Linked DNA regions of Homo sapiens: region 2 is linked to region 1. A link is a loop called in an ENCODE intact Hi-C map of the cell type or tissue named here. Cell type or tissue: HepG2. All regions are shown on one strand. Links, peaks and the distances in the headings refer to the core of each region. The heading gives the core; the rest is flanking DNA. Region 1 overlaps FMNL2 (formin like 2). Region 2 overlaps FMNL2 (formin like 2).

What was found. Peaks named below come from ENCODE experiments on the same cell type or tissue, not always from the same donor. Only the 100,000 strongest peaks of a DNase experiment are listed, where the experiment ranks them.
Region 2: a loop joins it to region 1, with 2.6 times the contacts of the local background. A loop is called at or near these places in 5 of 110 quality-filtered maps.

The regions. Positions count from the first base shown.
Region 1 is chr2:152,342,694-152,358,828 of GRCh38, forward strand. The region is part of intron 1 of FMNL2 (formin like 2); the gene reads left to right. Among named protein-coding and RNA genes, the nearest start is that of FMNL2, 16 kb to the left of the region's middle. In HepG2, for the core only: no CTCF peak of the experiment used is centred there; a DNase peak (open chromatin) is centred at 7,838; H3K4me3 peaks cover 670 bases.
Region 2 is chr2:152,417,077-152,433,211 of GRCh38, forward strand. The region is part of intron 1 of FMNL2 (formin like 2); the gene reads left to right. Among named protein-coding and RNA genes, the nearest start is that of FMNL2, 90 kb to the left of the region's middle. RefSeq lists enhancers at 6,597-7,323, 7,324-8,049. In HepG2, for the core only: no CTCF peak of the experiment used is centred there; DNase peaks (open chromatin) are centred at 8,815 and 9,125; H3K4me3 peaks cover 771 bases.

The sequences.
Region 1 (16,135 bases), core at 5,745-10,744:
AATGCCAAGGACTATGCAGTTTCCAACTGATAGCATATAATTTGGAAGCAATGTCTAAGGGAAGAGCTGTTAGGTTGGAGAGCTGCCTCTTGAACTGTGATCTCAACCAAGGCCCGGAGATGTGGACCAGACGGGCTTGGAATTCTGAAATTGGGCAACATTCAGCCCTATTTACCAGGTATGATGGTATTTGATGTTGACAGATAAAAATGTACATTCTTTTCACTCTCTGAAAAAACAAACAGAAAAACATGACCATCAGTGTTCACTGGTAGGCAATTATCACAAACTCTCTATGATTTCTAGTCTTGTATAGTTTCTAGGACAAACTTCATATAGTTTCTGTGATTCCATGATCTTCAGTGTTCTTGTTTAGCCTGTAATTGACTTTGGTGACTCTCATTTCACATGTAACCTTAGTCTCCTTTTTTCTTTGCAGAAGTTCTGATGCATTTGTAAGCCCCTGTAACCATTGCCACAGAAGCTGAAAGCCTTGAGGTGTTTAGACCCTGCTATCCCCAGAAGTAATCTCACTTGACTGACTTCTGTGCATAGAAGATGCCCATGGCTTGGTTTTGGGAATGATGTCAAATATCAAATAGTTCATATTTTTTTGTTTTGAGATGGATTCTCCTTCTGTCATCTGGGCTGGCGTACAGTGGCGTGATCTCAGCTCACTGCAACCTCTGCCTCCTGGGTTCAAGCGATCCTCCTGCCTCAGCCTCCTGAGTAGCTGGGATTACAGGCACGCACCACCACACCCAGCTAGTTTTTGTACTTTTAGTAGAGACAAGGTTTCACCACATTGGCCAGGCTGGTCTTGAACTCCTGACCTCAAGTGATCCACCAGTCTTGACATCTCAAAGTGCTGGGATTACAGGCATAAGCCACCACACCCGGCTTAAATAGTTCACATTTTTGACCATGTGCCTGGTGCTGGGACACTAACGTGTGACTGATGGTGCTTTTAAATAACACATCTCACTAGTCTCAAGACCTGTCTTGGTTGAGGGTTTGCTCAGGAACCTGACTTCCCTTCCTTGTTTTTTTTCTCTCCGTGGAAGTTTGGCAGAACACCTTATTTAAGCTAGAATAAGGGTATTGGTAAGTTAAAGTAGTGGTTCTCAAACTTGGTTGTGCATTGACATCACTTGGCGATCCTCAGAAAGTACAAGTGGGCCAGGTACAGTGGCTCACGCCTGTAATCCCAGCACTTTGGGAGGCCAAGACAGGAGGATCACTTGAGGCCAGGAGTCCTAGACCAGTGTGGAGCAACATAGGGAGACCTCATTTCTACTACTAATGAAAATTAGCAGATGTGGTGGTGCATGCCTGTAGTCACAGCTTACCTGGGAGGCTGAGGCAGGAGGATTGCTTGAGCCCAGAAGTTTGAGGTTGCAGTGAGCTATGATCATGCCACTGCACTCTAGTCTGGGCAACAGAGCAAGACTATCTCTAAAACAAAAACAAAAACAAAAACAGAAACCCACAAATGCCTGGGTTCCACTCCCAGAAATTCTGATAAATTTGTCTGGAATGTGACCTGGGCATCAGGATTTTTAAAAGCTCCCTAGAAGGTTTGAATGTGCAGCCAAGGTTGACAGCCACTGTGCTAGATGTTTTCCCCCTTTTTCTTCCTACCCCAAAGACCAAGCCAATTTGCCTATGAGTTAAAACCAGCAGAAAACAAGATAATGAGTGTAATAGAAAAGGGATTGTTTAAGAAGTTAAACAAAATTTTGGATAGATTAGGCAAAATTGAGAAGGTTGAGAAGAGTTAAAAAAATGAAAGATATTTGATTCAACTAAAAGCAACAAGATGAAAAAATACAGAAGAAAAGGATAAATCCTGTTGAATGGTAGAGAGACTTTATTTAACTATTTAAGAAATGACCACCAAATTATCATAATGAAAATTTGTGAGAAAATTCTATACATATGGTGTAAGATTAAGCAATGACCCAGAAGTATACTTCTGGAGTAGAACAATCAATAAATCAATTGCATTTTTGCTTAGGCCTCCATTCTGTAGCCTAATTGTTTGTTGGTTCAATGCAGCCCTTTTGCTTTGATCTCTGGTTTTACCATTTACAAAGACTTGATGAGCTTGGCTTCCTGTAGTGAAATTCAAATATACTTGTGAAATGTAAACAACATTCATTTATTAAGAATCCTATAATCAAGGCAAATTGGCATGCTTATATAAGCAATTAGCCTTGAGAATAGAAAGATAAATAGGATGCTAGGTCAAGAATGAGCTGATTGTTCTCAATGCAAGACTCTAGTTATTTCTTTATTCATTATAATGTAAGCAAATAGACATTCCTCTTATTCATAATTTTTAGCATTTGTGGTTTGGGGTTTGAGGACAGCATATGTGGTTTTCTGGAACTGAGAGGATAGTAGCAATTATTGTTTCATTTTGATTTAGAAATATAAATCAATCTTATAAGGAACTGTAGGTAGTTGATTTATGACTAGATAAAACTTTCTAATAATAGGGAACAGGGCAAGAGAGGGTATGGATTTAAATGGGAATAGTAAAGGATAATAATAGTTTTATTTTGGTGGGGAAGGTAAAGAAGATGACAATTTTACAGTGGCAGAAAGATTGAAAATAGTCTCATCTGCCCTCATTGAATAAATTGAATAAAAAAGGAATAACATTCTTTTTTTTATTGGCATAGAAGGAAGCATTATGATAACTAATAGCAGGAGAAGTTGGATATGTCATGATCAGATTTGCACCATGGCAACACTCAGTTTTGCCCAGTGAGTTCAGTACTGCTAAATGTCTTATTTGTGAAAGCTAGAGAACCTAAAATGCAAAGGCAGTGAATTGGGTGAATAGCTTTGTTAGGTTCAGTTCTGGCCCTTTCATTCCCTGATATGGTCACCTTTGTTGTTCTTCCAAAGAAATTTTCTCTTTGGTGACAATGGAGTATCTTGACTAATCAGGGTTCTTTATTCCCAAGGACTTCTGCCTGGTGAACCTAGGAAGCCAAATGTTTTGGGACCAGGATGCCATAAACTTGGATTCCCAGGGCCTTACCATAAAGTCACTCTACACCAACTAATTTGGCCATCCAGATGCGAACCTGGAGAAGCCATTTAGAACTCTGTGGCCTCCTGGGCTTGTGCAGCCCTTCCTCTTGCCAGTGTTTACACCCTCCAGTGGCCTTTTATAGCAGAATGTTTGGTTTGGTTCTCAGGGTCCACTTTTTGGAAAGCATTGTTTGGCTTAGAAATCTCCAGATCATTTGTGAATTTACCAGGTCTCATTTCTCATTTAATTAAACAAGTCTTTAACATTAAACACCTATAGTTTTTTTTTTCTTTTTCTTCTTTTTAGATGGAGTCTCACTCTGTTGCCCACGCTGGAGTGCAGTGGCACAATCTTGGCTCACTGCAACCTCCACCTCCTGGGTTCAAGCGATTCTCCTGCCTCAGCCTCCAGAGTGGCTGGGATTACAGGTGCATGCCTCTGTGCCCGGCTAATTTTTGTATTTGTAGTAGAGACGGGGTTTCATCATGTTGCCCAAGCTGCTCTTGAACTCCCAACCTCAGGTGATCCGCCCACCCCAGCCTCCCAAAGTGCTGGGATTACAGGTGTGAGCCACTGCACCTGGCCTATACTTTTATTATTTCACCAGTAATTATCAGAAGTTCTGGCAGGGTGTGGTGGCTCACATCTGTAATTCCAGTGCTTTGGGAGGCTGAGGTGGGAGAACTGCTTGAGGCCTGGAGTTTGAGACCAGCCTGGGCAACAGCAAGATCCTGTGCCTGTGAAAATTAAAAAAAGAAACCACACACAAAAAAACTGGCTTAGTGGCACACTCCCTGTAGTCCTAGCTACTTGGGAGGCTGAGGTGGGAGAATTGCTTGAGCCCAGCAGTTCGAGGCTGAAGTGAGCTGTAATCATGCCACTGTACTACGGCCTGGGTGACAAAGTAAGATACCCTATCTCTAACAACAAAAAAAGTTCCACGATTGATTTCCTCTGATGTTTCTAATGATAATGGAGAAATTTAAAAATTCTTTCTTGGTCATTTTTTAGAATGATATTACCTGATCCTCTTTTAAAAAAATCTTTTCATGGCCAGGCACGGTGGCTCAGACTGGGTGCCATGGCTCATGCCTATAATCCCAGCACTTTGGGAGGCCGAGGTGGGCAGATCACGAGGTCAGGAGTTCGAGACCAGCCTGGCCAACATGGTGAAACCCCGTATCTACTAAAGATACAAAAAATTAGCTGGGCATAGTGGCACACACCTGTAGTCCCAGCTACTTGGGAGGCTGAGGCAGGAGAATCGCTTGAACCTGGGAAGCGGAGGTTGCAGTGAGCCGAGATCCTGCCACAGCACTCCAGTCTGGGTGACAGGGCGATATTCCGTCTCAAAAAAAAAAAATTTTTTTTTCACAAACCAGACACAGTTGCAACCAACTCCCAGATCAGGAATCAGAATCCCTCCCTCCCTCTTGTTCTTCAGGAGTGGTGAGACTTGGCTTCTGGTCTCCCAGCCACAGTTATTGCTCACCTGAACTTACTTTCTCAGCGGTCACACTTCATGTGGAAGAGAGTAGGCCACAGGATTGTGCCTTGTGGTCTGACTCCAAGTGACTCTAACCATGAGGTTTCCACCACTTCCTTTGAGAGCATTCCTAGTCCAAGTAGGCCTGAGCATTAGGAAATATTGACACTGCAGCATTTTCTTGTTGCTTTTAGTTATATCATCATTGATCACCTTAATGGTATTTTTGTTTGTGTGTATAGTATCCCTGCTTTTCATAATACTGAGAAGAGGATATTTTGATTTGTGTTCCCAAAGTAAAGCATGAATGGGGAGGGATGGCCACAGAGAAAATGAGCATTTGAAATTTTGGGCATTAATACTTGGAATTACGGATATGTAGGTACAAAATTTATGTGCTCCTTCTCAAGTGTAAGTTCTGACCTTTAGCTTTTGTTATCTTTCTTGATGACTCTTGAAATATTAAAAGGTATAAGACTGTGAATTTCATGTTCTGGTTCAATTTCCCATCACAGCCCTATTGTGTTATTCCAGACATTATTAATAGATAAAATTTGAGGGGCTCATGGCCACGTTTGTTGGTCTCTCTTCTTTTCTCTGCTTTGTAACTCCTGTATCCCTCACAGCCTTCTTCCTGAAGCCAGCTACGACTTGGCCAGACCCATCTCCTCTTCTGTTTCTTTACAAGTCCCTAACTTGGAAGTTTTTTTTTTTTCTTTTTCGTTTTTTAATCCCTGTCCCCAGATTAGGCCTGTGCTTTCTCTCCTTCGTATTTTTTTCCCCCGGTGATTCCCCTGCATAGGATGGGCTCTCTTCGCTTCTCTGCTTACTGAAACTATACCAGCCTTCAAAGTTTTCTACAGTCCCACTTTTTCCGAGGGTCCTTACAGACCCACGTCAGCATGGGGGTGATGAGAAAAACAACTCTCCTTACTTTGATCGCTTTGTGGTATGAATTATCTCTTACTCATGAGGCACTTGATTAAATATCACTTTGTATAACTTCTGATTGTAAAATAGGGAGATGCTTTCATATGTAGCTTTGTAGTTGCTCATTACATTCTTAGCCATTTGTTTGTGTCTTTGTTTCACCTGCCAGTTCACACTGTGGGCTCCTGAAAGGCAAGGATCATGTCTTACGGGGTCTGACAGCTTTTACTTGGCTTAGCCTTGGGAAGGGTCCCAGCAAATGATTGCTGACTTGATAAGGGAACGGTGCCCACTGAAAGAGGACTGGGAATTGGAGTGGCTGCTCTGGATACCTATTTAACTGACCACACTAGGCTGACTATTAATTGCACATAACTTGCCTTTGTGTTGAAATGACACTTGGTCATAGATTCTTATTCATCTTGGTATTCCCCTTATCACTTGACTGTGGTAGGTGTCCAAGAATACGAAACATTCAGAGACAACAAGTTGGCATCATGCTTCCCTGACTCCTTGTGAATTAGCAGAAGAGGAGGAGGGCAGTTTATATTTTCTTTTTTGTTGGAGTGAGGTAAGTTTAAATGGGCAGCGTTCTTTGTTTTGGCATGTTAGTGCTTTGCTGTTTGCAGAGTGCTCTCCAATTGTCTTCTGTGCTTCTAAGGGTTTTTTTTTTTTTTTTTTTTTTTTTTTGAGACGGAGTCTCGCTCTGTCGCCCAGGCCGGACTGTGGACTGCAGTGGCACAATCTCGGCTCACTGCAAGCTCCGCTTCCCGGGTTCACGCCATTCTCCTGCCTCAGCCTCCCCAGTAGCTGGGACTACAGGTGCCCGCCACCGCGCCCGGCTAATTTTTTGTATTTTTTAGTAGAGACGGGGTTTCACCTTGTTAGCCAGGATGGTCTCGATCTCCTGACCTCATGATCCACCCGCCTCGGCCTCCCAAAGTGCTGGGATTACAGGCGTGAGCCACCGCGCCCGGCCACTTCTAAGGGTTTTAAATAAATGAGACAAATAGGGCATGAGACTGGATGGCTTGAAGTTATATAAGAAGGTGGTGAAGTTTGTGATCCAGTCCTAGGTCTTCATACTAAAACTCCGGGGTGCATTCCACTGTAAACTAATGATGTTTATGAATTCTCTCGAGTTCTGTTAGGTGCTTTATATGCATTATCGTTGATGCTCATGACAACTTTTCCAGGGAGGTATTGTCTTCCTTTTACTAATGAGACAATGGGCTGAGGGTGTTAACGTGGCCACTACCCAATCCTGGGGGCAGAGTTTGAATCCAGGCCTGCCTGAGACAGCCTGCTTCTTTCTACTGCACTACACTATTATGTTTTCTGAGTTAGCTCTAAGATGTCATTAAATGTATGCTTCTTGTTCGTTCTTCACATACCCTCTGTACTAAACTCATTATTTCATACAATAGCTGCTTTGAATGAGTCCAACTTGTGTTATATGCTGCAAAATCTGACCTTAATCTCAAGGGACTCAGGATGTAGCTGGGGAAACAAGCAACAATAAGCAACCCAGAGAGCTTCATAATCAGTGTAGATGTAGATATGCTAAGGGTTTGGAGGGAAGGTGCCTTTTCTGAATTCTGAGTGTTCAGAAAATGTTTCCTTGGAATAGGAAGTAGGTGAGATTCTAGCTCAGTCCCAACCACTGCTGGGCTGCACTTTTCATTCTACATTGTGCATTTTTGCTCCTTTGGTGCTTATATGCTTTATTCAGACAGTCCAAAAAATATTTCTTGAGCGTTTACTGTGTGCCAGGCAGTGTTGTAGGCACTGGAGGATGCTGTACTGAGGTGGGATCGATTGAACGTCTGCTCCCAAGGAATTTACATTTTAATGGGAGGGCGTAGAGGGGGAAGCCAGACCTGAAGGGGATGCACAGGTACAGAAATGGAGCGTTTAGATGGTGGAAAGTGCCATGAGGAGAATAAAATGGGATATGTGAAGTGGTGTCATCCCGATAAGGTCTGAGTGAGGAGGAGCAGGCAGCTAGTGTGATCAGGTAAGAGCCCTCGGGAGGGAGGAGTAGCCAGAGTACGATTTGTTTCTCCGTTTGCTGGTTCAGGAGCAGTTTCCAGGGACCCTGGAGCAAGTGAAGGGTCATTCCACAGCATATGGGATATACTCAGCCCAGACAGCTTCAGACCTTGCCCATGGGACAGCCTCAAGGTGGAGGCTCAGGAGTCTGTCCCCTCACTCTGTTGTCGGTAACAGAGCCATTTCTTATAGGTGGTTTTGTGTAGTCAGAGTTCTGCCTCTTGTTAAATTCAGGTGATTTTCAAAGAAATGAGTATTTCAGAATTGCCATTGTTCTAGACCCATGGGACAGACTGTTTGAGAATGGACTGTTTGATCAGTGTGAGCTGTGCCCTAAATGCAGGCACTCTGAAGGCCAGTACTTAGAATGGCTTTCTTTGTCTGCTTGAAGCTATAGGTTGACCTGGGACAGGCAAGGTATTACGGAAGAGAATTACTTTATTGCTGTTAACTTGCTACTAGCTTGTAGCTCAGATTCTTTCCCTCTTTTTCTTTTTTATATTTCCTTTACAAAATTATTGTATTTTAAGGGGCATACAAGAATTTTACAAAGAAGGCTGGGCACGGTGGCTCACGCCTGTAATCCCATCACTTTGAGAGGCCGAGGTGGGCAGATCACTTGAGGTCAGGACTTCGAGACCCACCTGGCCAACACGGTGAAGCCCTGTCTCTATTATAAATACAAAAATCGGCCGGGTATGGTGGCGCGCACTTGTAGTCCCAGCTACTTGGGAGGCTGAGGCAGGAGAATCGCTTGAACCTGGGAGGCGGAGGCTGCAGTGAGCTGAGATCACACCACTGCACTCCAGCCTGGGTAACAGAGTGAGACTCTTTCTCAAAAAGAATTTTATAAAGAGGTGCAATTCTTAAGATAAAAATAAAGTGAAAGTTGTGTATAGTTAAAATTATCCCAAAAATACCTGAAGTTGCCCATGAAAGTACATGTTCAATTCTGTAGTGAAACAACCCTAGAAAGCAATTATTATTTCTTTTAAATTTTACTTTAAGTTCTGAGATACATGTGCAGAACGTGCAGGTTTGTTACATAGGTATACATGCCATGGTTTGCTGTACCTATCAACCTGTCATCTAGGTTTTAAGCCCTGCATACGTTAGGTATTTGTCCTAATGCTCTCCCTCCCCTTTCCCACCAATCCCAGCAGGTTCCATTGTGTGACGTTCCCCTCCCGGTGTCCATGTGTTCTCATTGTTCAACCCCCACTTATGAGTGAGAACTTGTGGCATTTGGTTTTCTGTTCCTGTGTTAGTTTGCTGAGAATGATGGTTTTCAGCTTCATCCATGTCCCTGCAAAGGCCATGAACTCATCCTTTTTTATGGCTGCATAGTATTCCATGGTGTATATGTGCCACATTTTCTTTATCCAGTCTATCATTGATGGGCATTTGGGTTGGTTCCAAGTCTTTGCTATTGTAAATAGTGTTGCAGTAGACATACGTGTGCATGTGTCTTTATAGTAGAATAATTTATAATCTTTTGGGTATATACCCATAATGGGATTGCTGGGTCAAATGGTATTTCTGGTTCTAGATCCTGGAGGAATCACCACACTGTCTTCCACAATGGTGGAACTAATTTACACTCCCACCAACAGTGTAAAAGCATTCCTATTTCTCCACAGCCTCACCAGCACCTGTTGTTTCCTGACTTTAATAATCACCATTCTAACTGGCATGAGGTGGTATCTCATCGTGGTTTTGATTTGCATTTCTCTAATGACTAGTGATGATGAGCTCCTAGAAAGCAATTCTTATGCGTGTTAAAGTTTGAGAACCTTTAAGCATGATTAAAAGAGAAGCCACAAAAGAAAAGTGGGCAATTCTGACTTAGAACTCTCAGACCTCTAGCAGTGACTGGAGGATGGGTGGGAATTTTGGTATCTTCCTGCTTGCCAGTAGGTTTACACAATTCGATATCAGAATAAGTCTTTAAATACATATTAGTGGCTTTGTTTATTGTGAGGATTTTAAGGTAGCCCTAATGTGGGTTTAAATGTGGATTTCATGCATGTTCAGTAATAATACAATATAGGTCACTTGTGTATTTCTTTAATCGTTTCAGTAAACATGAATGGTAGCTCAGGAAACCTGAAAGGTAGGTATATCCCTGTCTCATATATGAGAAACTCAGGATTAGGGAAGTTAAAAATCTTACCTGAGAACACATATTTCTAGTAGGTAATAAAGCTGAAAATCAAATTTCTCGACTCAAAAGCCGTGCTCCTAACATTCTGTTTTGACTCCCAATGCAAAAATATTATGTAAATATAAGCTATATGTAGAATAAATATAAATGTTTCAAAGTAAATTGACAGCCTTGTGATGGCAAGCTCATCATCTTTTCAGTCTGTGTTCATTTTGTTATATACCCAGAACCAACAGTAACTACATATCCTTCAGAAAAATTACAGATAAAATGAGAACTGGATGAATAAAGCCACTGTTCACTATTGAAATAGTAAAGGCCAAATAAGCTTGTGATCAAATCTTTTTTTTTTTTTTCTAGTAACAGTTGTCCTCTGAAGGCTTTCTGAAGGCTCTCTTTCAGACAACTGTCTCTGAACCTTTGTTTTTTTAAATGCCCCTAGTAAAATGGCTGTGTTGTTACAGCTTGAAGGCTGTGTGGTAAGCCTTTGCTCAGCCCTCAGTGATAACCCATAGACTTGGACTTCCATGTGAGAAGAACAACCATTATTATATTGTGTTAGTAGGCCTTGTGTTGGAGATTGCTTATTTTTAAAAAAACAAATGCCATGTGATCTTATTTCTATTTAACCAATGTTTTGCTTGAGTGTACCAAGCAAGGCCTCTTGAGATGCTGGGACACAAAGGTGAATTTTATTTTCCCTTTTGCCTTTGAGTAGTTAACTGCCTAGTAGATGAGATACTGGAGGTAAGAGAATGAAGATTATAGGATATTTAAAGGCATTTATCATACATATATGTGTTATGTTTATAATGTGCTATAGAAGGACATATTAAAGTTGAAGTTTCTAATATTTTAGATTAAGCTGATAAATCTAGACAACTTACTTTGGCTGAAGGTTATAATACATAATTGCATGAATTCTGCTCTGTGCCTGAATGCTTAGAGATTTGAGTGTGTGTCTAGGTATATCTGTGCAAACAACTTGGAAGAATCTGGTAAAAAGTATTAATACCAGGATCAGCCTTTTAGGTGGTAAGAGAATCTACCCCAAAGGCAGTCGACTCTAAGCCTTACTTCTCTAGGTTGCAAGCATCAGAAAGTAAGTATATGTCCCTATACTCACTTTGTTAGAAAGCCCACAGTCTTTTCTGCAAAGTCTATTTAACAAAGCTTGTTTATGATCTTGGACTTTGGACTAAACCTGAGTTTGAATCAGGATTTTGCTGCTTACTAATTGATTGACCTTTCTAAGCCTTGGTAGCCACATCCGTCATGAGCTCAAGAGCTACCTTTTTGACTTGTTATGGATATTAAGTGATATTGCTTAGTACAGTCAAGTTGTGGCAGTCAGGTAAGCACCTCACAAGAAGTGGTTGTTCTGATTATTTTGTACTCTTTTAAAATTTGACTTTATTAAAGCACTGGCTTTAGGGTCCAAGCTGTGGACTTTAACTGGATTCTAGTATATTTTACAGGTAACTTTAGTTAAATCATCATCAACCTCAAATGTGAAGAACAAGTGAAGCAGGGCCCCCAGAACGCCCAGAATTGAACTAATGGTGGCTTGTATTTGCTACTCTTGCCATAAGATTGTACCTACTGACCTTCTGTGATACATCAGTGTTTTCAAAGTTCTGGTCCATGCATGCAGCCCCACTTGGATTTATGTTGACTCTTGTATATTTTGTTCTTTCTAGAAAAAGAGACCCAGGTGTTTCAGGGCATTGGGCTATTCCATTTCAGAGCCTAATGGAAGTGCTAGTGTTTTCATAATTGGAACAGACAACTGCCATGCTACATATGGTGCTGTGACCACTGAGCAGCTTGTTCACAATGAGAAAATACATTGAAGTTGTGACCATTTGAGCCTTGAAGAAACTGCTGTTGAAGTTTTGTTTGGCTCCAGCTCCATCCTGGAATGGATGGAGTCATTTGGAATTATTCTGAATTCCAGTAGTGGCAAAAAAAAAAATTGTGTAACTTGTATATAGATGGTTTTCTGTTTGATTAACAGCATTGTTCAATAAAAGATGCATTGTTTTAAATCAAGAATACGGTGCCATCTGACTTGATCTAGGAGGCACAGAAAGAAGACATTACAGATTACATTCCCCAGTAAACCCCTGCGTTATTTTTTCCAGAAGGTTCTATATTAATCTGTTTGGGTTGCGTCCTACGTGATCTTGCTGAGTCAGACAGAGCTAAGCTTATGAAACAAAGGCTAGTCCCAAATCAAATAAAAACACACCACCATCCAGAAATGAGAGCCTAGAATTTTCTAAAGATGCACACATCTTTCTTACTATCTGGTGAGGAAAATTGCTCATTTTTCTCTCAGCTGATAAATATCACTTTTGCCCTAAATTTTTGTAGTGGCAATCTACTTTTTTAAGTTGGTGAGATAAAAGAATATTTGATAGCACTGTCAGACTAGTCTGAGATAAAATTCTCTGTGTTCTCAGACCCTTAAGGGTTCTTAAATTGCATGGGCGGAAGCTGTGTGCATGTTTTTCTTGGTGCCCTATTTCCATATCAAATAGCCTTAATTTTTGTATTTTAGTAATGAAGGTATGAACCCATTCTGTCAGGCTTCTTATGCCGTTTATTGTAGCCTTTAGTCAGCTTAGAATAGCATGAAAGGAAGTAATAAGCCAACTCTAAGAAGGTCCAGATGAAAAGGATTATAATATGGTACAAAAATAATAGCATGCCTGGCCTAGCCATGTGACTCATTTCTTTTGGAGTATTCCTTTTGACAGCTTTTTTGAATCACACATCAATCACAATGCTGGTATTTTTGGCGGGGTGCTAGACGTTACTCTAATGCTCATGATGGTAACTGCCAAAAGTGAACAAAGAGGAGAATTATAAATGAAACCTAACAGCATCACAAACATTTATTTTTTCTTGAGCAGAAACAAAATTGGGAGTTAGATGATATCTTTTTCATTGCCCCAAGAAAACCACTGCTTTATTCCATTGAAAATAAGACCTTGATGGGTCATCCCCGGTCTTTGGCAGTAGAAACTATTCGTCTTGTCTTGGTTTCCATTCAGGAGCTTTCCTTCCCAAACCTTGTCCCCTGCTTTAGGAGTAATTTTTTTAGGGCTTTAGGTTTTTCTCATGTCCCAGTGACTAAGCTTGCTTTTGGGTGGTTCTCTGTGCTGCATGTAGTCCTTCTGGGAAGAAACTCCCATGAAGTTCAAAGGAGCAGCAGATATGCAGGGTGCATCTAGAAATGAAAATCTGACCCTTTGTCCCTCTCCTTTTCATCTCTCTTTTGTACAGGCCTTCTTTCCTTCTGTGCAAACAGACCCTTGTCATAGTCATAGTCCATCACGCTGTTAAATGATTTCCAGCACTGCTCTATGATGTGCTGTAATTTCAGGGAGTAGTTTTATTTTCTACAACATGTTGCTCTGTAGCACGTGTATTTCACTACTGAGTGGTAGTTCTAATGGACATATTCTTAACAAAATAGTCCCAGCATTACAGAATACTAGGTTAGAATACATACCCAAATAAATAAAATGTTACAGACACAGTCCAAGCTCGTTCTCTCCTGACTTCCTTTCTCCCGCTACAGAGGAAAATTACCCCGAATTGGCACATCTCATTCCTATGCACTCTTGTTAAAAATAACTTATAGTTTGCTTCTGAATTTATAGAAATGGCACTATAATCCATATGTACTTTTGAATCTTTATACATTTGATTTGAGAAGTATTTATGTTGATGCATGTGGCTTTAGGTCATTTATTTTATTTTGTTTATTTTTTTGAGATGAAGTCTCGCTCTGTCACCCAGGCTGGAGTGCAATGGCACATGGCAACCTCTGCCTCCTGGGTTCAAGCAATTCTGTCTCAGCCTTCCGAGTAGCTGGGATTACAGGTGTGCGCCACCACGCCTGGCTAATGTTTTTGTATTTTTGTGTAGACAGGGTTTCACCATGTTGGTGAGGCTGGTCTCGAACTCCTGACCTCAAGTGATCCACCCACCTCAGCCTCCCAAAGTGCTGGGATTACAGGCGTGAGCCACCACACCCAGCCTGGCTAGAGGTCATTTAATTTTTGAATTATGTTCATTGAATAAATGTGCCATAAATTACAGTTGATCCTCATTATATGTGAATTCTGGATTTGCAAATTTGCCTATTTGATAAAAATGTATCTGTAACCCCAAAGTTAATACAGTGCTTTTATGGTCACTCACAGACCACAAAGTGGTGAAAAATTTGTCACCAGATGTGCAGATTCTCAGCTGAGGTTGAACAAGGTGACTCTGCTTTTTTGTTTCAGCATGCATACTGTACACGTGTATCCTTTTTGCTTTCTATTTAGTGCCACACTTTTTGCACTTTTGTGCTTTTTTTTTTTTGGTGATTTTGCTATTTAAAACAGACTTCAAGCATAATGCTGAAGTGCTGTCCAGTGTTAACTAAGTGCAGGAAGGCTGAGATGTGCCTTATGGAGAAGATATGTATATTGGTAAGCTTCTTTCATGCATGAATTTAGAGAGCTGTTGGCTGTGAGGCTGTGAGTTCAGTGTTAATGAATCAATAATATATATTAAGTAATATATATAACGATAAATATTAAATAAGTTTAATATATAACGATAAATATTAAATAAGTTTAATATATAATGATAAATATTACATAAGTTTAATATATCACGATAAATATTACATAAGTTTAATATATCACGATAAATATTACATAAGTTTAATGTATCACGATAAATATTACATCAGTTTAATGTATCACGATAAATATTACATCAGTTTAATGTATCACGATAAATATTAAATCAGTTTAATGTATCACGATAAATATTAAATCAGTTTAATGTATCACGATAAATATTAAATCAGTTTAATGTATCACGATAAATATTAAATCAGTTTAATGTATCACGATAAATATTAAATCAGTTTAATGTATCACGATAAATATTAAATCAGTTTAATGTATCACGATAAATATTAAATCAGTTTAATGTATAACGATAAATATTAAATCAGTTTAATGTATAACGATAAATATTAAATCAGTTTAATGTATAACGATAAATATTAAATCAGTTTAATGTATAACGATAAATATTAAATCAGTTTAATGTATAACGATAAATATTAAATCAGTTTAATGTATAACGATAAATATTAAATCAGTTTAATGTATAACGATAAATATTAAATCAGTTTAATGTATAACGATAAATATTAAATCAGTTTAATGTATAACGATAAATATTAAATCAGTTTAATGTATAACGATAAATATTAAATCAGTTTAATGTATAACTATATATTAAATCAGTTTAATATATAAAAATAAATAAGAAACATACATAGCACAGTTTTATGTATTGATCAGTTGACAAAAATGTTGCAACCAGAGGCTCTGGGGAGCCTAACCGTGTATTTCCGCTAGAACTAATGGTTCAATGGTCAATAATTCAGTGTCCATGGTGACTTTATAGACCATAACTGTGATGGTTAATATCGAGTGTCAACTTGATTGGATTGAAGGATGCAAAGTGTTGTTTCTAGGTGAGTCTGTGAGGGTGCTGCCAAAGGAGATTAACATTTGAGTCAGTCAACTGGGAGAGGCAGATCCACCCTCAATCTGGGTGGGCACCATCCAATCAGCTGCCAGTGTGGCTAGAATAAAGCAGACAGAAGAAGATGGAAGAGCTGATTCACTGAGTCTGCTGAGTCTGCCGAGTCTGCCAGCCTTCATCTTTCTCTTGTGCCCAATGCTTCCTGCCCTCGAACATCAGACTCCAAGTTCTTCAGCTTTTGGACTCTTAGATTTACACCAGTGATTTGCCAGGGGCTCTCGGGCATTTGGCCACAGACTGAGGCCTGCACTATCAGCTTCCCTACTTTAGAGGTTTTGGGACTGGGACTGGCTTCCTTGCTCCTCAGTTTGCAGATGGCCTATTGTTGGACTTCACCTTGTGATCCTGTGAGTCAATTCTGCTAATAAGGCCAGGCGTGGTGGCTCACACCTGTAATCCCAGCACTTTGGGAGGCTGAGGCGGGTGGATCACCTGAGGTCAGGAGTTTGAGACCACCCTGGCCAACATGGTGAAAAACCCCTGTCTACTAAAAGTACAAAAATTAGCTGGGCATGGTGGTGCACACCTGTAGTCCCAGCTACTTGGGAGGCTGAGGCAGAAGAATTGCTTGAACCTGCAAGGTGGAGGTTGCAGTAAGCCGAGATTGTGCCTGGGTGACAGAGCAAGACTGCATCTCAAAAAAAAAAAAAATTCTGTGAATAAACTTCCTTCATGTATACATATATCCTATTAGTTCTGTTCCTTTAGAGAACCCTGATGAATACAATAACTACTGCAAATAATGGGAGTCAACTATCTCTTGTCATATTGATGGACATATGAGGTTATTACAAGTAACGTTACAATCAAAATCCTTGTCTATGTCACC
Region 2 (16,135 bases), core at 6,864-11,863, 76 kb after region 1:
ATTCTGTATTAACTTCTACACGATTACTTATCCTAGTCTCATTAGGGAACACGAAATTACCTGAACAAACCATAAGGTAGCATAGACGTTCAAATCTGACATGTGCAAAGTTCCTTAAGCTAATTAGAAAATACACACATTGATCTGTGAATGGATGCCCTTCTGCTCCTTTAGGGCCAGTGATTGAGAGGTGTCTGTTGGAGGTTGGTGTTGAACTTGTGCTTGAAGTCTCCGGATACAAAACTTCACGGTTCTGGTTTAAGCAGAAGTCTTCATTGAATGACATCGATGTGGAGAGAAAATTCCTTGGCTTTCTGTCAGCTGAATCTGCTGATTTGTAAGACTCTTGGGGCAGGTTAACAGCCTTGTTGGTTGTTGTGCTGTGCTGACAGTGGGACCAAGCGGGGATCAGGAAATAGTCTAGGGCATTGCAAGGTTGGATTTGCTTACATTGAGGTGTTCCTGTGATCTGTGCACATCACCCAAGGTGATCAGGGCCTTGAGGCTTAGGCTGAAAGGCTGGCTTTCGAGGCAAAAGATCAGAAGGAAGAAAACATGCTGGCACCTGATGTATATCCCCTTTTGCTCTGCTTCCATCTACGGTTGCTGCCTGCTCCTCTGACATGTAACTCACCTCCTCTGTGCCTCATATTGTTAGAGCTAAATTTCCCACTGAACCCAGACTGTTATTTTTGACCTGCCCTGCCTATTTATTTGTGCACCAGTGAGTGTGTGAGTAAATGCATTATTTTTATTATTATTATTTTTTCTTTTGAGACAGAGTCTTGCTCTGTTTGCCCAGGCTGGAGTGCAGTGTCATGATCTCGGCTCACTGATCTCGCTGATTGAACCTCTGCCTTCTGGGTTTAAGCAATTCTCATGCCTCAGCCTCCCGAGTAGGTGGGACTACAGGTGCTTGCCACCATGCCTGGCTAATTTTTTGTATTTTAGTAGAGATGGGGTTTCACCATGTTGCCCAGGGTGGTCTCGAACTCCTGAGCTCAGATAATCTGCCTGCCTTAGACTCCCAAACTGCTAGGATTACAGGCATAAGCCACTGCACCCAGCAAATGCATTAATTTTTAAAAATTATAGCAGCTCTTTTGGAAGAATTGAAACATAGAAAAATTACCCCTTAGTCCATTGCATTTACATGGTGATTTTCTTTTTCATTTCATTTTTTGGCCACGTTTTTAATTTTTATTTTTTGCTGTGGTAAAACGTTAAGATAAAATTTACCATCCTTGCCATTTTTAAGCATACGGTTCAGTGGCATTAAGTACATTTGTATTGTTGGTGGTGCAATGATCTTCACCGTCTGTGTCCAGAACTTTTCATGTTCCCAAACTGAAACTCTCTACCCATTAAACAGTAACTCTTCATTCCCCCCACCCCTTCCCCTGGTAACCACTGTTCTCCTTCTCAGTCCCCATGAATATGCCTATTCAATGTAACTCATAAGTGGAATCAGGGAAGTTGTGTCCTTTTGTGTCTGGTTGATTTCACTTAGTATAATGTTGGTAAGGTTCATTCTTGTTGTAGCATTTGTCAGAATTTCATTCTTTTTTAAGGCTGAACAGTAATACTCCATTGCATGGATAGAAACCTCATTTTGTTTATCTATGCATCTATTGATGGACATATGAGTTGTTTCTACCTTTAGGTTATTCTACATAATGCTACTATGAACATTGGTTACAAGTATCTGTTTAAGTTTCTGCTTTCAGTACTTTTGAGTATGTAACTGGAAGTGGAGTTGCTGAATCATATGGTAATTCTATGTTTAGCTTTGTGAGGAAGCATCATACTGTTTCCACGGTGTCTGCTGCACCCTAGCAATGCACGAGGGTTCCGAGCCCTCCATATCCTTATATGCTTGCAAAGGATATGTGTCTTTTCCTTTTTTTTTTTTTTTAATAATAGTCATTCTGATGGGTATGAAACAGCATCTCATTGTGGTTTTGATTTGTACTTATGCATAGGTTTTTTAAAACTATGTTTAAACAGAGTGTACTTATTTTTCATCCTTGATCAGTTAATATTTTGTCATGTTCTCTTTTTGCCTTTCAAAGGACTTTTTTTGTTTTTTATTATATATGGACAAATTATAGTTGCAAATACTTAAGGGGGTACAAAGTGATGTAATGATGTTTGAACTCAATGTGGAATGATTAAATCAAGCTACCTAACCTATTCACCTCAAATATTTAACTTTTTTATAACATTTGAGATTTTCTCCTAGTGATATCGAAATGTACAGTATGCTATTATTGTATTTACCATGCTGTGGAATAGCCCTCAAAAAAGGAAGAAATTCTGTCATTTGCGACAACATGAGTGGAATTAGAAAACATGCTAAGTGAAGTAAGCGAAACACAGAAAGACACCACATGTTCTTACATATGTGGGATCAAAACAATCGAATTCATAGAGGCAGAAAGTAGATGAGTGGTTACCAGGGGCTGGGGGAAATGGTAACGTGATGGTCAAAGGGTACCAAGCCTCAGGAGGAGTAAATTAATTTATTTTTGAGATCTAAAATGACTAATTTTAATAGCTTTTTTCTGGGATCCATCCTGAAGTTACCAGTTTTCTGAAGAAAAGCATTTGAACCAAGAATCCAAATGTGGGCTTCACTACAGAAAGGAGAAACACAGGGCAAAACTGTGTCTAGGCGCCCCTGAGACCACCCCAGGAGGACTGTTGGGCTCCCTGTGACCTGTTTTGGAACTCTGGGGGAGCTTTATCAGGGAATACACTTGCTGGAAGCTGCAGAATATGGGAGAGACTCCGATTGTAACAGGCAAGTTTCTGGTGAGACAAAAATGGATTAAACCAAGACTAATGCCAGGCATCAGAGACAGCAAAATCATCCAATTTATCATCCTTCCCTCAAGGCTGAGAGGTTTTTAAGTAGTTTGGAAAAACTTGGAAAGGGATAGGGAAAGCTTGAGAATAATTTAAAAACTTGTCCCCTGCAGGCCAGTTTGCTAAAAGCCGAGTTTTACCAAAAGGCTAAAGCAGTAATTAAAGCAAAAAGCCTTTGAAAAGGAATCTTGAACTACCCCATTAACAGAGATTACAGGGTATGGTTAGTAAACACCAGAGTATTTAAAAGAGAGTAGTGACACAGAAATGAATGCCTTGTGAAAAGACGAATTTGGTCACCACAAATTATAGAAACTTTCAGAATATACAGAGAATGCCTGTAAGCCAAATGGAACTGTTGGTAGAACTGAGTTAAAAAGTGTTTTCTGTAGAGTTTCATTTGTAAACGTGATTTTTAAGAGTACAAGCTGAATATTACTTAAAATGCCAGTAGGAAAAAAAGTCACACCCCTTTCCTAGTAACTGCTTTTTGAACCTGAAGTTTTTGGAAAGAAGCATCGGTTTCTGAGTATGATCTGAAAGTACTGGCTTTAATAAGGTCTTTCTCCGAGAATTGTTGCTTATCTTACAAGGCAGAAGTGACAAGGATGGTACTCAGCACTGGGGCATTGGGTATCAATGGTGAGCTCATCTCTGTTTCAGGAAGGAGCTGACCAGCGACATCTCATTCCAAAAATTGCCAGATAGATGCAGCACTGAGCTGCCTCCCAGGTCATCCCAACTGATTAATGTGGAGATCTGCAGACTAAAGCAAAGAGAAAAGTGATTTGAATGGACCTGAGGGACTTTATCCTCCACTATGAGGTTGCAGGGGGTGCCTTCTGTGACGGTACCTTTGTAAGTTATTACAAACCTACTGGTGGAAAAACCTTGACTGAGTTCCACTCTGAATCCCAGTTGTAGAAGCATCATGAAATTGAGCACAGGAAAGACTAGGAGTAGGAAGAACTGGGTTTCGGACTCAGATTTGCCTGTTATTCGCCTGAGATGTCTGGCGTTGGTTGCTTGCCTTTCTGCAAGGATTGTAGGGTACCGTCCAACGCATCTTGTATGTGGGGACATTTTGGAAACACATAATACTGTGTAAGCATTGTTATTAGTAGGTAAAATGGTAAAACTGAAATGAAACAACGCCCTGCCCAGCCCCGCCACCCTAACAACTCATTTCCCCTTTAGGCATTTTCTTGTCAGTGGGTACAACACTTCTGTCAGTATCTTTGGCTCTGAGGAAGTCAGTGGAATGAATGACTTCAAGTCTTTGAAAAATAAATTCATGGCTTACTGTGGGCAGTAATTTGTTTTATCCCAAAGCCGGTAATGTGAGGTATTTGAACCAACCACAAATTAATTATCCTACTATATTTGCAGCAGTGTTAGGGTTACAGGTACAACCTAAGCACCATTGCCATATCATTCTGTTTCTGGACAATTAATAACATGCAACCGTGTTGGGACAACAAATCAGTGCTAACCTCTCTGGGGAAACTCAAGTGCAATTGTGAGATGTAAATCTCCATCCACAGGCTCTGCAAAGGGGGAAATATAGGAGTGGCTACTTACTATGTGAAATGCACAGACATGACTAAGAGTAGAGAGTTGTATATTCTGCCTCCCAAAATCCTCCTCATGTGGCTTTCTCCAAAGCCTTCTCAGAGGACACTGAATTCACCTAGGAACTTCGAGAAATGTGAGATGATTCAATTCTGTTGGCAGCAGTGCCTTTCCTGTTACTGATTACTGGCTACCCGGGAGCTCATTTCCTTTGTACTGAGTCATGTGCACTCAGAGAGATATGACCAGGGAGTGATGTTATAGAAATTGCGTAAGTGTAGAGAAAAGGTTTGGTTCCCTTATTTTGCATGATGATCTCTCACTGTGCATTTTATTATGTTTATATTTAACTATGAAGTAATTGCTATTACTGCACTACTGTGTTTGATGCCTACCCTGTGTCAAACATTAGGTATTTTACGTTTATTATCTCCAATCCTAAGTAATGCCTTCAAGCTAGGTAGGTTTATTGATGAGGAAACCGGTGTGGATAGGTCAAAATAAACTGTTTTAGGCCATGCAGGCTGAATTTGAAATCATCTAATCACCTTTGTAAATCTGACAGGGCCTGAGCTCTTTAGGTCAAACCTGCTGCCTCCCATGTTTAGGGGAATAGGCTTAAGAAGTTCAGGGAAAGTACTTGCCTGTTGAGGCATGTTTTCTTAGTTACAAAGGGCTTAAATTGTTTTGTGGGTATGTGAAACATTCTTCCCAGAAGCTGAAAGCCTCCTAGGGATTCCCTCGTTCTGTGTTTTGCCCATTCTTTAAGTCACGGATGCCCAATGTGAAGAGATCACATATGTTCATGATGCCCCGTGATCATCATTGTCATGCTGTTGCCTGAAGGGGGACCAGGAATAGATTGGCATCCTGGATTTTGTGACTTAATAGTTGATTCATTGGATAAATGGTTGTCTCATTCTTTTTTTGTTAATGGCTTTATTGAGGTATACTTTAAATGCCATAAAATTCACTCATTTTAAAGTATAGACCGAAATGATTTTTTTGTGGGGGAGTTTTCCTTGGGAGACAGGGTCTTGCACTGTCACCCAAGCTGAAGTGTAATGACACCATCTTGGCTCACTGCATCTTCTGCCTCCGGGCTCACCTCAAGCCATCCTCCTATCTCAGCCTCCCCAGGAGCTGGGACTACAGGCATGCACCATCACGCCCGGCTAATTTTTGTATTTTTTGTAGAGACTTGATTTTGCCATGTTTCCCAGGCTGGTCTTGAACTCCTGAGCTCAAGGAATTCACCCGCCTAGGCTCCTAAAGTACTGGGATTACAGGCGTGAGCCACCGCAACCGGCCTTGAATGATTTTTAGTAGATTTACAGAGTGGTGCCACCATTGCCACAATCTAATTTGGAAATACTTCCATTGCCCCAAAAGAAACTTTGCAACAGTTGTGTCAGTTTTAAACTGCTCTTTTAAGGTACCCTTCTCTGATGTGCTATTAGGTTCTCTAGCTGGCTATGAAGAAGAAGAAATCATCTTTGAAAATTATTTAAGTAAAATTTTTTTATTTTAATTTTTGTGGGTACATAGTAGGCATATATATTTATGGGGTACATGAGATGTTTTGGTACAGGCATGGAATGTGTAATAATCACATAATGTAAAATGGGATATCTTCCCTGAAGCATTTATTTTTTGTGTTAAAAACAATCCAGTTATATTATTTAATTTTAATCAAACAATATAGCACTCACCATATGTCAGGCACTGTTCTAAGTGCTTTGTGAAGATTAACTCATTGAATTCGTTGATTCCTCTTGACACACTTTGAGAAAGGTACTCTTAATATTTGTATTTTACAGATAGAGAAACAGAAGCATAGAAAAGGTAAATAGATTGGCCAGTGTCACAGAGCTGGTAATGATGGAGTTGGGAATCAAAACGTGTTATTCTAAGCACTCTAAAGCACCTGATGAGACCAGAAAGAATGGGGGAAGCAGTAGCTAACTAGATGGATGGAAGGCATCAGGAAGAGTAAAAGCCAGTACCTTCTAGGAAACAGCCAGAGCTTCAGATAGCCCTGGGTCTCAGATGCCTTAGTACAGAATAAAATAAGATCCGATAAATCCATCCTGGTGGTCTGCATGGCATTTGTCAGTAATCTAGGATTCCTCTGTCCATTTACCCTCCTCTTCTTTGCCTTGGTATCATAGGGAGCAAAACATGCTTTGATGGACTTTTGCTTTCTATATTGGACCTCAGAGAGCTAGAGTGATGTGCTTTTGAGGTCCCTTACCTGAGGGAGTTGGGGGTTGGGGGTGTCTGTGTTCTGGTCAAAAGGTCCTTGGTGAAGGTCTGAAAAGCCTGGTCTGGAATGATCTGTGGGAGGAACTGGGCCCATTGCCCCATATCCTTAGCCCACCTCCTTCCTCTTCTTTTGCAAATGGTTGTATTATAGTTGGTGGGTCTGCCCATTAACCTTGCCTATTTTGAAGCCTGGGACCTTTTCTTTGTTTAGGGGGAAGGCCTTTTGATCTCCTAGTGTGCTAGGATTCTGGGGAGGGAAGCTCATGAGGCTGGTATAGTCATTAAGTTCAGCTGTTCACTAAAAATTACCTTTCTCTGAATTTGGAAGATAGCAACCATGATAGTAATTCCCTCTCGGCCTCAAAGGGAAAATGACCACTCTAGTTTTTGTTTAGCATTCCCCTGTCCTTAGGGCACAAAAACCTTGTGGAAGTATTCGGTGGTACACATGAAGGAACCCGGGCTGGGTGTCTGTCCACCTTTGTATTTAGTAAATATAACGGATTAGCGCGTTTTGGTGGGAGGAAAATTTGACTCTTCATACTTAATGTGTAATGTACTTGGGATTTATTAATTGATTGATTTGCTGCTTGTGTTTTTTGGGCCTACCATCTTTTTTTTTTTTTTGAGATGTAGTCTCATTCTGTCACCCAGGCTGCAGTGCAGTGGCATGATCTTGGCTCACTGCAACCTCCACCTCCTGGGTTCAAGTGATTCTCCTGCCTCAGCCTCCCGAATAGCTGGGATTACAGGCGTGCGCCACCATGCGCGGCTAATTTTTATATTTTTAACAGAGACAGGGCTTCACCATGTTGGCCAGGCTGGTCTCGAACTCCTGACCTTGTGATTCGCCCATCTCGGCCTCCCAAAGTGCTGGGATTACAGGCATAAGCCACCACTCCTAGCCCGGGCCTACCATCTTTTTATTCTACCAAGTTATGCCCCTCCATTTGCTTCTGGCAGACTTTCATCCAGTTCAAGACCCTTTTAACTTATCAAAGGTCACAAGAAGATGCTCAAGAGGGAATCAAAGTGAGTATGTGGAATGCAGGGTATTCTGTCAAAACTGTTAGAATATATTAAAAATTGGAAAAGCCAAAGCTTGAAACACTATGTCTGGTATAACACATTAGTTGCCCATAGGAACATTTTGATCAAGTGATGGCATTGATACAAGGGCGCTGAGTTTGTGTTGTTAATTCACTTTTAACTCTTCATGTATCATTTTTGTTCTAGTTGTAAACTGGAAGAAATTTTTGGAGCTGAAAGGAACTTTAGCAAACCTTCAAAATCAACCTGCTTATTTTACATAAGTAGGCATTGAAACCTAAGAATGGTCAAGTCAGTTTTCCAAACCCCTGTAAAGAGTTAGATGAAAGGAGCAGTCCAGTTTTCTGGGTTAATTTTCTGGTGCTTTCGCATCCTGAAAATCCAATATGGGCCTTATTATAAAGCTATAGACGGGTCTATGAGATCTTTCTAGGTAAGAGTGCTATGTGCTATTTCAGTAAAGGAATTGGAGACAGAGTTATTTGAGATGGAGTAACTGCCAAGTGGTCTTATAATTTCCCTCCATTCTGTCCTGGTGATTAATCCTAAATTGGACTTCAGAATTCTCAGTTCAGTGTGATAAAAATGTTAGTAAAATCTCTGTACATGGCAGTTATAGAAACTTGTTTATTACATAATCTTTTTCTGACAATTCTGTTCTTAAATATCTTTGGCTTAATTTTCAAACAAAAACCAAAAATAAAAATAAATGATTGGTAGTCCTTCTAATACTTGTTCTAATTATACTGCTTTTTAATGATCAAAAAAGTATTTTAACAAAACAGCCATATATCTTAATATGCCAGAACCACTTAAAGTTCTACAGTCGTGTTTATACCAGGTATTTTTATTGTGAAACATGCCCCAAACACATCTTGAGCGGAGCTTTAAGTATGTCTTGTCTATAACATTGGAAAGAGATATGAACCCTCCTTTGGTTAATTGAAGTCAAGGTGTAATGCCTTTGTGGTTTCCCATGTGTTTCTAATCAATAGTTCTTGGCGGTTTCCAAACGACTTCCCCCATCCCATCTCTCTGGTATGAGCACTTCAGGAAACAAACTGTATTAACTTTGGCCAGAATACACAGAGAGGGTTGCAGGACCTTTTAGCAATTTTCTGTGGAGGATTCTCTGACCTGGTAGGTTGAATATCTCCTCTGTTAGCCTTTGGGTATACGTTGTGATAGATTTATGGTAGGGATAAATCATTTCCAGGATGATGAAGAAGTTTTAACATCTACCTCATTGTGTTATATAAAAATATTTAAGTGTTATGGCATCTGAGTAAATGGAGATGGGTGACAGGGAGAAAGGGAGTGAGGAAGAGAAGCTCAGGGTTCTTTAGGCCACAATGGACCTTGAGCTGTGTGTCATTGGCTATTTATTTTTGTGTGTCTGTGGCTGAAATGCTCTCCAGAATAGCTGTAGGAATAACAGCTGTTATTAGGAGTAAGTCAGACAGGGTACTTGTGTATTTAGAAGACCTTTTAAGCACTGGTAGCAGCCTAGACAAGCAGCCGGTAGAGATATAAGACAATGGCCCCTCGGTTGTGGTTGCCATAGCCCTTAGTATGTTTTATCACTTGCTTAGAGTTTTGTTCCAAAGGCAGGAGCCATGTGGCAGTGCACTTTCAGTGCCTCAAGCATTGTTTGTATGTATAGTTCTTGAAAATTCATCTCACTTTGTCACGTCACAAGATGAATACGTACTCAGACTTGATGTGAAATGCTTTCTTTTGATCATCAGTGCAGACACAGTGGTTCGACTTCATTAGTCAGAGGTGGGGCCCAGATACTGATGTTTTTTCAAAGCTCCCCAGATGATTCTGATGGGCAGCTGATACTGAGATTTTTTTTTTTTTGAGAAACACAGAAGCATATAAAACAACAATCTGTTTTGCATATATGCAGTACTTGGTATTTAGAAAAGCTGTTTATAGCCTATTCCTATTGTCAACTTGAATTACCATAAGGAAATATATTTAAAGTTTAGCCTTATCACCTGTTTGCATTAGGCAGTGGTCTCTAAGAAGCCTAACAGGTATTTGTAAGAAAAGTAAATTTTAAGCACAACTCATCCATCTAAAGAAATACATAAAAAATCAAGCATTTGTGGCCCATACTCTTCCTGCCATGCCCGTTGGTCTCTACCTCATGGCTCACATGGCATGTAATAGCGAGTCAGTGTTTTTGTTTTACAAAATCCTCTTCCAACTCCTCGTAGGAGAGGATTGTATCAACCTGGTTTGTTTCTCCTACTCTGATGTTGGAACGGTTAGGAGCAGGAAATCATTCTGATTAGGTCCCAAACTAGCATAAAATGAAAATCAGTGCTAGTAACCCCTGAGTCCTAAAAGATAACTTACAGGAAAGAGGGAAACCAGATGGGAAGTTTAAAAGCAGGAGAAGTTAATGCTTTAAAATCATTGTTTGGCTGGGTGTGGTGGCTCACACCTGCAATACCAGCACTTTGGGAGGCTGAGATGGGTGGATCACTTGAGGTCAGGAGTTCGAGACCAGCCTGGCCAACATGGTGAAACCCAGTCTCTACTAAAAATAAAAAAATTAGCCAGGCATAGTGTTGTGCTCCTGTAGTCGCAGCTACTCGAGAGGCTGAGGCAGGAGAATCGCTTGAACCCTGGAGACAGGTTGCAGTGAGTTGAGATCATGCCACTGCACTCCAGCCTAGGCGATAGAGTGAGACTCCTTCTTAAAAAATAAATAAATAAAATGAAATCATTTTTTGTTGTTTTAATTTCCATTATTGTCTTTTTTTTTCAACATAACATCTCTCTTAAAAATGAGACTAAAACTTTCAAGGTAATATGTGAAATGAAAACATTTCAAAAGGGTAGAACATGGGAAGACAAGACTTCCTCCTCTTCATGTAAATTCTATCCCCCAGTATTAACGTTTGAGATAACCTCTATGAAGCTTCTTATAAATCCTTCCAGAATCGTGTATGCAGTCAAGCAGGGCCCCTGGGATTAGATATATGGATTGTATTTAGATTATAGTAGGAATGACTCCCCCTGGGTTTGTGCAGTGCACATACCCTTGGCCACACGTGGTCACCCTATATGCAGAGTATACTCTACCTTTAAAACAATACAACATAGGATTACATTCAGTGTACTGTGCTATACCTTGCCTTTTTCAATTAACAGTATATAATGGAAACTTTGCCATTGTCTTTAAAGGATATTGTCACACTGCCAAATTGCCACATTCCCCCTTTGTAAAAGGCAACACCTATTTAAATTACCAGTGGTGTATGAGAGTACCTGTCTCAACCCATTCTTGCCAACTTTGCATTTTATCAAACTTGAAAAATATTTGCTGATTGGTAACATATTCATTCCAAAAATGTTTTAAGTGACTTCTGTGTGCAAGGCTTCTTGCTCTATCCTGCAAAACAAAAGCAAATCAGAACCGTGCTTTCTTCTTTTCTAGATGTCTGTGGTTTAATGGCAGTGAGGGACAAAAAGCAAGCAAACCACAATTTACAATTATTTTATGTACAGATTTATCATGGAAACAAAGGGGCAGCTGTAGTAAGCCATTATAGTTTAATGTAAAGTTTAAAATGCCATAGAAATATGGGTTATTGCTCTTTGTGTTGCCTGCAGTATTTTTCTTCTCATTTGTAAATATATTTTCCATTTAGTTTCTTGATGTCTTCTAGGTTAGCTTATTGCATAATTTAAGAGCCTTTTTCCTTTTGCTGCATCAAATATATGGTAGATAGCCAACTTTTTAAGGACTCTCTTTTAAAAACCTTCCTGAAATGATACCATTTTATTCTTTTTGTAAAGACCCCTATAGAATATCTAGGGAGGTTGAGAAGTTTCTAGTATTTTGAAATAAGAATTTATAGCAAACCCTGTGTTTTGACTAATTGTGTTCTATAATTCTGTGATGTGGCTATTGGTCATAAGTCATTAGTGACTTTGGATAGAGATAGTTCGAGTGGTGGGGTAGAAAGTGTTTCTAGTTATAATATGTCATATACCTCAAGGTCTAGTCTAATGTCTGATGCCATTTTTCTGGTCTGTCTAGAGATTCATCTAACACTGCTGCATGAAAATAGTTAAAGCTTGCATGTTCTCACTTACAAGTGGGAGCTAAATGATGAGAACACATGGGAGCATGGTGGGGAGCAACACACACTGGGGCCTGTTGTGTGTGAGGAGGGAGGAGGCAGGTGGGAGGAGGGAGAGCATCAGGAAGAATAGCTAATGGATGCTGGGCTTAATACCTGGGTGATGGGATGATCTGTGCAGCAAATCACCGTGTTTACCTACGTAACAAACCTGCACATCCTGCACATGTACCCCTGAACTTAAAATAGAAGTTGGAAATTTAAAAAAGCCTTAGAGGAACAAAAAAAAAAAAAAAAAAAGAAAGAAAATGGTTAAAGCTGAAGACAGCACGCAGTGTCCGACCAAATGTGTCCATGCAGAGCTGTCCCTTTCTAGGCCGGTGCCCCTGCCTTACATTGTGTGTAAACTCTTGATCCTTTTCTAGAGCCTAGTGAAGGGTCTAGCTGTGGGAAGTGGAGCATGAACTGGAAATAACTTCCTGCCTCTAGCGATTCATTTTTCTTTTCAGCACCATTTCAGCGATAGAGGTTTTACTGAAATTTAAAGAGAGAAAGGCTAAAAGCTTAGTATTTCAATGTGCCAGCTATTGCTGACTTGCAGTAAAGAACTGTTGCCGAATTAATGTGGTTGGTATTTACTGACAGATCCCTTAGATAGCCCACTTCTTTTGTCTTTTTTTTTTTGTTTTCTTTTCCCTTCTAAGACTTCTGTGGCATCTATCTTCAATTTGTCTTCAATTTTGGGGAAATGCTCTTTCTTTTTTAATTTCTAAGTTTTTAGAAATTGATGCTCTCAGATATGTCTGAATTGACACAGTATGATGGGGATCTAAGACCTGCTTTTGTGCCTGGGAGCCATGAACGTTACACTAAGCAGTCGAAATTTCTGTGCTGTAGTTTTCTTCTCTGTAATATGAAGGTGCTGGGATAAATAATCTGACATCTTGCTTATTCAGCTCAACAATTCTGTGCATATATTGCATTTACACATCTATCTTGGATTTTTAAAAGATGTGGCATAGGTGATGGGTTGATAGGTGCAGCAAACCACCATGGCATACGTCGTTTACTTACGTAACAAACCTGCACATCCTGCACATGTACCCCTGAACTTAAAAACAAAAAACAAACCAACAAACAAAAAAAGCAGTGGCAGCAGATGTGTGCTTTGAGCAGTTGGTTATATTGAAATTTTTATAATACTGGTTTTATCAAATTATGACTAATTATCCCTTCACTTGCAAAATAAAGTGGTTTTCATTTTCTATGTGGAAGTCAAGAGACTGTACTGTGCTTGAGTTTTGGAAATGAGTTCTCACGTTAGTCCATTTTAGAACTTGCGACCAGGCTATCCTTTGTCTCTTCCTTGACAGACAGCAGTGGGTTGCCAACGTGCCCTTGTGTGCACACTCACCTTTTCTCTTCTCTTTATTAATGTTCTGTTATAGGCAAAATGAACATTGTGCTGAAGGTGTGTTAACTCATTTAATTGGAGATGAGTGAAATATCATTTTCTAATGGCCTTCTGCATGCCTTAGAGCCCAGGCCTATGGGGTACGTTGAAGACGTGAACATTGTAATGCAAGTTAATGTTTATATACCTACTTTCACTTCCATTCATCTCTTTCTTTAAAGGTTGATTAAAGATTTATTTCAGGCCATGCACGGTGGCTCACGCCTGTAATCCTAGCATTTTGGGAGGCCGAGGTGGGCGGATTGCCTGAGCTCAGGAGTTCGAGACCACTCTGGGCAACATGGTGAAACCTCGTCTCTACTGAAATACAAAAAATTAGCGGGGCATGGTGGCACGTGCCTGTAGTCCCAGATACTGGGGAGGCTGAGGCACGAGAATTGCTTGAACTCGGGAGGTGGAGGTTGCAGTGAGCCAAGATCATGCCACTGCACTCCAGCCTGGGTGACAGAGTGAGACTTGGTCTCGAAAATATATATATATATATGTTTATTTCAGCAAATTCTGGAATTATGCCCTCCCCTCCCCCCTTTTTATTTTTGCTGATTGATGTTTAAAAGTGGACCATTAAAAAATGTAATTCCAAGATTGCCTTGCATCTGTTTTGAATGATTGTGTTTTGCTTTACAAGGGGCAGAATGACTTTTGGGGCCAAATGCTCAGCTGACTTTTTGTTCGCTGTTTTCTGCAGGGATCTTGAGAATAATGGTTCTTTTTAAGGCCAATTGTTACTTTCTTTCTCACACAAAGGAAAAAAGAGACTATCTTTAGGAAACACTGCTTTAAATCATCTTCCTTGAATATTAATTCTCTGTTGCTTCCTCCAAAAATGGAGAAAATAATCCCTACCCTCATAGGCTTATTATAAGGCTCAATTATGATAATGGTGTGAAAACTTTGAAAATTAGACTTCAGAGAAATTGAGTTAATCTGGGATTATTTATCAATGTCTTAGTAACCAAAAGTTTAAAATGTGTTTTGTTTACCAACTGGTTGCATGTACATGGTTAATCCAAAAGGCTCAGCTTTTCAGCAAATGGAAAAAGATTAACTTCTTTATGGATCACATTATGAGATGAAACACATTTCATTCTAGCTGCTGAAAAAATAGCAACATGTTTTTGAAACCATTGTGATTTTGTATTGCAGTCACTAAAACATCAAATATATCATTTTTATGTTAAAGTGCCCTAATTTGTGTTGTTACATAAAACTTGGAGTACCTTGACCAAATAGAAGAAATTAATGTGCCGCGTGTCTGTTTTAAAGATGAAATCTGAGCCCAGTGTGAGGCTCATGCCTGTAATCCCAGCACTTTGGGAGGCTGAGGCAGGAAGATTGCTTGAGTCCAGGAGTTGGAGACCAGCCCGGGCAACATAGGGAGACCTCATCTCTACAAAAAATAAAAAATAGACAGACATGGTGGCACATGCGTGTAGTCCCAGCTTCTTGGGAGGCTGAGCTGGGACAATTGCTTGAGCCAGAGAGGTCAAGGCTGCAGTGAGCTGTGATCACACCACTGCACTCCTGGTCTGGGCAACAGAGTGAAACCCTATCTTTAAAAAAAAAAAAAAAAAAAAGATTTGAAAATTTAAATCTTGAGAAGGATTCTGAAGATTTTTGAGAAAATATTTTATTCCTCTCTCTGTTATCTGTGTGTATGTGTATATACACATACAATTTTATGAAATGTGGTTTATGTGATTGTTTTCAGTATTTGGCTAATATCTATGTAAAAGAAAAATGGGCCCACAGGCTGAATATGTGTTTTCTCCTCATAAATAGGGGACTGGTGGTTGGTTGCATTTCTTTTTTTTTTTAACAGTCTCAGATGATTCTGTCTTCATTTCCACTTTGCTCCCATTCTGGCATTGCCTGTGTGGATTGAGCATGTGAAAGCTTGACATCATGATTCAATCATTCTCTGATTTTGCAATAATTCAAAGCAGAGCGGAAGCATTGTGAAAGAATCATGCCAGTTTTCTTAAGGTCTGATACACCCATCCTAATTTACAGTATTGTTCTAAAGATGCACCAGGAAACACACATGCATGCACACACACACCCTAGTGAGACATCTGAGGGGATTTGGCTGCCTCCCGTTCCTTTCCTGTCTCCTCCCTTTGTTTCCAGATGCATCAGCAGATGGCCGTCCAAAGCTCTAAATTTGTACCTTGTGTGACCTTTAGCCTGGAGAAAGGCAAATTTATTCTGAGGATAGACTTCCCTGCCATTGCAAGTAGACCTTCTGTCAGTTGTTATAAATAAACTCAAGTCTTTGGATGTTCCTTCTGAGGTTGAATTGGCATAGGGGGCCGTTAATTAAACTGTAGCCTTTCTTGGGACTCTAACAAATTTTAAAGATGAGTAAGACAACATTGGAGGTACTCCCTGATAGTCCTGCAGTGTAGGATAATACAGGAGAAGCTCCAGGATCCATCTCCTGAGAGCTGGCTTTGCAGCGTAGGATAATACAGGAGAAGCTCCAGGATTCATTTCCTGAGAGCTGGCTTCAAAAGAAGTTTTCAGGTTGCATGGCAGGCATTGACATGGACTTTGGAGTCAGGCAGACCCGGGCTTGAGTTCTGCCTCTGCTCTATACTAGCAGCGCTTACCTCATGGAGCTGTTAGCATTAAATGAGGAGGTATTTATCTATCTGTCATTTCCCAGAACTGATCCAGGACCTAATAGGCGCTGAATAAATGGTAGGCCACTTAATTTTATATCACAAGAGCACATTCTTAAATCTTTATTCAAGGACAGGAGGCCCTGGAACTAACTAATGAAGGAAAGGGAAATTGCTGT